Linked DNA regions of Homo sapiens: region 2 is linked to region 1. The links are chromatin loops, found by intact Hi-C in ENCODE. Cell type or tissue: OCI-LY7. All regions are shown on one strand. Links, peaks and the distances in the headings refer to the core of each region. The heading gives the core; the rest is flanking DNA.

Region 1 (2,928 bases), core at 140-2,639:
CCTTTTTTGAGACGGAGTCTCACTCTGTCGCTCAGGCTGGAGTGCAGTGATGCGATCTCGGCTCACTGCAACTTCTGCCTCTCAGGTTCAAGCGATTTTCCTGCCTCAGCCTCATGAGTAGCTGAGATTACAGGCGTGTGCCACTACGCCAGGCTAATTTTTCTGTTTTTAGTAGAGACGGGGTTTCACCACGTTGGCCAGGCTGGTCTCGAACTCCTGGGCTCAAGCGACCCACCTGCCTCGGCCTCTCAAAGTGCTGGGATTATAGACGTGCATCACGGCACCCAGCCAAGAAACAGTTCTTTTTTTCCCATGAGTTTGTTCATTGTTGTACACTTCCTCTAATATATTGAGTTCTTTAGCAGTCTAAAATAATTTCATTTAACAAATACAATTAATATTGGCAGCTTTTCATCATTGGCTTTTATTTAATTTATATCTCTAAATTACTTAAAATTAAATAATGAAGAATAAACTCATATTTGGAATGGAGAGAAGTTCCTTGTGTTATTGGGTGGTGTTGTAAATATCAGTATTTGTATTCTATTTTTCAGCATCTAGTCCCCATGTGATCAAGAAGCAACTCCGTAAAATAAAAGCATTCAACATTGTCTTCAGTTTCTATCTCTCCTTAGTTTGTGTTTTTCTTCCTAGATCCCTATTGTGAACTGTGCTAGGTGGAGCTGCTTGGTTTATAATGTGCAGATGAAGTGTACGTTTGAATAAGTCATAGGTGGTGTCCTTATTCAACTTGGATGAAAAGGAAAGGAGAGAAAAATTCACAACTCAAGAGGATAAGCAGACTTATCTACTAGTGAGCCATTGAAAGTCATGTAGAGGACTTGAGAGAGCAGCCTAGGTAGGTCGTTTGTGTGCTGTATGTTCAGTGATTGCTTGAGGCCAGGGAGCTGGGGATAACTCCTTGTGCAGCCCAAGAACTCTGCACTCATCTTATACACCAGCTCTACTGAATCCAAGTTGACCTGCTCACATTTGTGTGCCATTTCTATCAGGAAGTCTCTTGAGAATGCCAATAGCTCAGATACCTGCTCGCCATTACCAGATCTACCCCTCAAAGCATAATGTCTGCTGGTGGGAGGATGAGTAGCTTCAGTGTTTTGTACAAAGGAGAGTATATTTATTTCTAATTTCAGAGTTTCTCTTGCTCCTGTCTAGACACTTCAGAGAAAAACAAATTCAGGTCACCAGTAAAGTTATGTTCTATAATAAGAGAAGACTTGTGCTAAATCACTTGTAAAGACATTAACTATCATCTGCCTGAAAAGTCTTCTCTCACCAAGCTTCTGCAGATCTTTTGAGGTACCAGAAATAGTGGTTAGTTCTCACATGCTGTTCTGCTTCAGCGAGCTTCATGTGGCCACCTGCAGAAATAGTTCTTGGTTTCTCTTCCTTGTCTAGATGCTGGTCAAGGCAGCGTTTAGAAAAACACAGATTTTCATATTCCCATTCACACGTGCAAAGTGAATTAGGGTACCAAAGAATTACCTAGATTATTCAATCTGTAAAATGCTTTGCCTCAATTGACTGAATATTTTATATCAACACTTTTTCCAGCTACATATTTATACTATAATAGGAACCTATTTTTACTATATATACTATTTATACTATAAAAGTAGGAGTTGCAGAATCATAAGAAATTTAGGGCCGGGTGCAGTGGCTCACACCTGTAATCCCAGCACTTTGGGAGGCCGAGATGAGCAGATCACGAGGTCAGCGGTTCGAGACTAGCCTGACCAACTTGGTGAAAACTCATCTTTACTAAAAATACAAAAATTAGCCAGGGGTGGTGGTATGTGCCTGAAATCCCAGCTACTTGGGAGGCTGAGGCAAGAGAATCACTTGAACCCGGGAGGTGGAGGTTGCAGTGAGCCGAGATTGTGCCACTGCACGCCAGCCTGGGCGACAGAGCAAGACTCCATCTCAAAAAAAAAAAAAAAAAAAAGAAATTTAGAAGACACAACCACAAGAGCTTTCTTTCATGTATTTATTAAGGAGACAGGGTCTTGCTCTGTCACCCAGTCTGGAGTACAGTGTCGTGATCCTAGCTCACTGCAGCCTCAAACTAAGCGATCCTCTGGCCTCAGTCTCCTGTGTAGCTGGGACTATAAGGTGCATGCCATGTTGGCTACTTTTTTTTTTTTTTTCCAGTAGAGATGGTTTTGGGGACAGGGGTCTCACCTTGTTGTCCAGACTGGTCTTGAACTGCTGGCTTCAAGCGATCCTCCTGCCTCGCCGCCTAAAATGCTGGGATTACAGGCATGAGCCACCGTGCCCAGCCTTGGACCTTCTAATTGTAAAGAAGCAAAAAGGCCCATATAATATACATAATATACACCATAATATATACATAATATACATCATCTCACTTTATATATCCACTGTATTAATTTTTCTGTTAAAAAAACTATGCTCGTTTAGTGTTTTATGTTGTTTTTTCAAAAAATAGTGATTTTGAATTGTGGGCCTAATTAGCGAAAATTGAAATGTATTAAAATAATATAAACATCTGTAAGGGATTTTGTATCAAATGGAGTCTGCTCTCAGTTCTTTTTTTTTAACTTTTATTATTTTATTTTTAATACAGACAGGGTCTCACTATGTTTTTCAGGCTGGTCTCGAACTCCTGAGCTCAAGCAATACTCCTGCCTAGGCATCCCAAGTGCTAGGATTACAGGCATGAGCCACCATGACCAGCCTCTACTCTCAGTTCATTTTCTAAGAAATTTGATGCAAGCCAGTATTGTTGCTGAACTTCATACCAGCGTGAAGAATATCTGGATTGCAGTGTTCTTTCCTTAAAGGGGTACTGTAGGCACAAGAGTTGTGCCGAGATTTATGTGGTCTTCAGAGATGGAGAAGCGTTTGATTCCTAGAATTATTTGGCATCTTTCTACACTCATCTGG
Region 2 (2,928 bases), core at 218-2,717, 160 kb after region 1:
TCTGGATCAAATTGAAGCTGCTGATTAAATTATTTAAACAAAGCTTTGGCCATGTTGTTTTTTGTTTGTCTTCCCTCCTTTTTTCTTTCCCGTTGGCTGTCCGATATGCATGCTCTTCTTTACTATTGGGCACCAAACCGTATTGCTCCTTAATGTATCTCTGGCCACTTTCTCCAGGTAATCTTGATGAAGTTCCTTTAGCCATTTTCACCTCACCAGGACCATCTAGAGGCCAATTTTATGTTCAGCTTAGTCCTGTAATCATACCTTATTCTTTATTTTGGAAGACAGTGCTCCTGTCTGTGATTGTGGCTGAAAGGCTAATGTTCAACATCCAATTCTTGACATTTTCCTGGGTCATCATGCTCCTTCCTTGGGGTTCCAAATGCTGCTCGCTTGTAGCTCTATTTGGAAATCTTTTGATTCTGCATTGAATTGTAATGCAGAATAAAACATAAAAGTTGGTTATTTCTCTACCCTTATTAGATTTTCAAAATTTTGCAAAAAGAAGGGATGGGCACATCTGTGGCATATCAGCACAGTACTGGGGACTAGCAGTAGGTACTTAATAGATATTTGGAATTAAAACAAAACAATCTTTTCCACCATGGAGCCAAGTTTGTCCTGTGATTAAGGACTATTTCTACAATTCAAAGAGCTGTTCTTAAATAGTAAAGCTGTCATCTTGATTCACTGCCAACCCAAGGCCTTGCTCAAAATGAATGATTTTGCTCCGTATTTCTTAAAGTATATTCTCCTACATTGTTAGAATGATAATCACTAAATACTAAATGCTTCAATAAAGTGTATAATGTGCTTCACATATTGAGAATATATTTATAGGAATCTTTATAATTTAGTTGTATAAGTTGGGCAAGTTAACCTCTTTGTGTCTAGGTTTTTTATTGTGTAAAATGGGGATAAGTATTGTGGACAAGCCTCACAAGTCCTTTTTTTTTTTTAAGTAATTTCTGATAGTTCTACCTTTAATTCCACCACTTTCCTCCATTCACCAAAGATTTGTTATAATATTTCTGCTATTTACAGGATTCTCCAGGTTTTTCCTACAGATGGAGACAGTTCCTACAGTAGAAAGTGGTAATTTATGTGTGACGTGACCACTAGCTGGCCTTACCAATGTGTCTTTTTCATGCTTTAACTGTAGTTGGGTCAAAAGTTGGAAAACTGAGGTGATGAAATCTGTCAGAGAAGCATAGAACTATTATTTTGTGGCAATGTTAAGTGATTTTTAAAAACAGATGTTAATTGAGGTCCAAGCAGTAAATTAGTAGTTAAACCTCCCTTAGGTTTTACAAAGAGAGTTCAAGACTGACTTAAGATCCCTGTCCTGGATTAACATGAAGTGAGACTTAAAATTAGATTGCCAAGAAGGTAATGTATCACCAAAGGGTCAGGTGATATATGACCAAAGGGTCAAGGTGAAAAGAGAAGGTGATATATCACCAAAGAGTCAGGGTGCACCTTGTTTGCAGTGATATTTGTTGGGGCAGCTCTTAAAAACGAGCAAAGGTCAAAGTTGTTAATGAAGCTGACCCCACAGGTGTGAAGCTTGTAGGTTTCAGTTCAGTTTTACCCTTCAGAGATCAGTGACAGCCAGCCCTAGAGGCACCATCTGCAGCCCTATGGGAAAGAGGTCTGATTTAGAACATGTGGGAAAGGAAGAAGTACATTTGAATTTGAAAGTTGACTTAATTATATTCTCTGCTTTCAGAGAGCTTCCCCTTTGCACATCTCACCCTTTTTCTTACCCACGCTGCAGAACTATTTTGGCATATGTTTTACCCCAAATGACTGGTTCCTATTTTCAATTCTGTATCTAGTTGAGAGATACAGATGAGGGGTCAGGAAAGTTATTCTATGGTTTGGAGTCTTGCCAGGCTCAGTTGATATCTTTGACAAGAGCAAGGCTACTGCTCATTTCTGATGTCCCTGTCTGGGGAGCTCAAAGTGCTGTGTAGATGTTGTCTCATTCATTTTACCTGAGGCAAGTTGGAGGCATGCATCAGTGTAAAATTTTCTTTAAAGCTTCATTCATATGAGTAAGAAATAGATAAAAGGAAAATACTGCCTATGAGTCAGAAACAGATATATTTAAGAGATGACACTGAAAAAAGCTAAGGTTTTAATAATATTTTTGCCTTATTCTCTTGGGACAGATGAGGAGGATATAATCACAGGGCAGGTTTCACTGAGGAAGTTGTTATAAAGGGCAAGAATATAGTGCAGTGTTTAGTTTAAAGAGGGCAGCTTATAGCTGTATATCCATTCAATATATCCCAGAAGATTGGCGATAAATTTAAGACAATGTCTCCAAGTTGATTGGGCATATATTTCCAGCTTTGCTGCCTCCATTCTTTTGTTATTGGCCAACAAACCTCCTATTTTAATTTTTTATTTTTGGATAGAATTAACTGGAGACACTGTAGAATCTTAAACTTTTATGATGCTGTTTTTTCTGCCACATTATAAAAGTATTAAATTAAGAATCAACAAATGTAAATTACTTTTTGTTCTGCTGCTGTGAACCTTGAGTGGGAGCAATACTAAGCATCTTAGACCTGAGTTCCTTCATGTATAAAATGAGAAGGAGGAACCATATCACCTCTAAGATCCCTTCCAGCTTTGCAGTTTCCAGAAGTAAGAACATGTTCTATTACCTGCCATGAAGAAGAAAACATGGGAGAATATGGGAATCTTCTTTTCTGAAATCTCCTTTGTATGATTTTTCTTTCTCTCTTTTAAAATCATAGCTATAATTTTAAAAATCTCATTTAAAACTCTCTGTGTTTATTGTAGAAAAAAGTTAGAAAATATAAATAAGCAAAAATAATGTAAGAACTATGCATAATATCACTACTCTTGGATAATTACTGTTAACACTTTGGTAGACATTATTTCTGACTTTCT

The links. A loop is a pair of places that touch in the nucleus more often than their neighbours do. Peaks named below come from ENCODE experiments on the same cell type or tissue, not always from the same donor. Only the 100,000 strongest peaks of a DNase experiment are listed, where the experiment ranks them.
Region 2: a loop joins it to region 1, with 5 times the contacts of the local background. A loop is called at or near these places in 2 of 110 quality-filtered maps.

What each region holds. Positions count from the first base shown.
Region 1 is chr1:101,246,714-101,249,641 of GRCh38, forward strand. No RefSeq gene overlaps it. Among named protein-coding and RNA genes, the nearest start is that of S1PR1, 11 kb to the left of the region's middle. RefSeq lists an enhancer at 1,058-1,277. In OCI-LY7, for the core only: no CTCF peak of the experiment used is centred there; a DNase peak (open chromatin) is centred at 1,378; H3K4me3 peaks cover 950 bases; H3K27ac peaks cover 2,102 bases.
Region 2 is chr1:101,406,227-101,409,154 of GRCh38, forward strand. No RefSeq gene overlaps it. Among named protein-coding and RNA genes, the nearest start is that of LINC01307, 84 kb to the left of the region's middle. In OCI-LY7, for the core only: no CTCF peak of the experiment used is centred there; a DNase peak (open chromatin) is centred at 1,725; H3K4me3 peaks cover 938 bases; H3K27ac peaks cover 1,736 bases.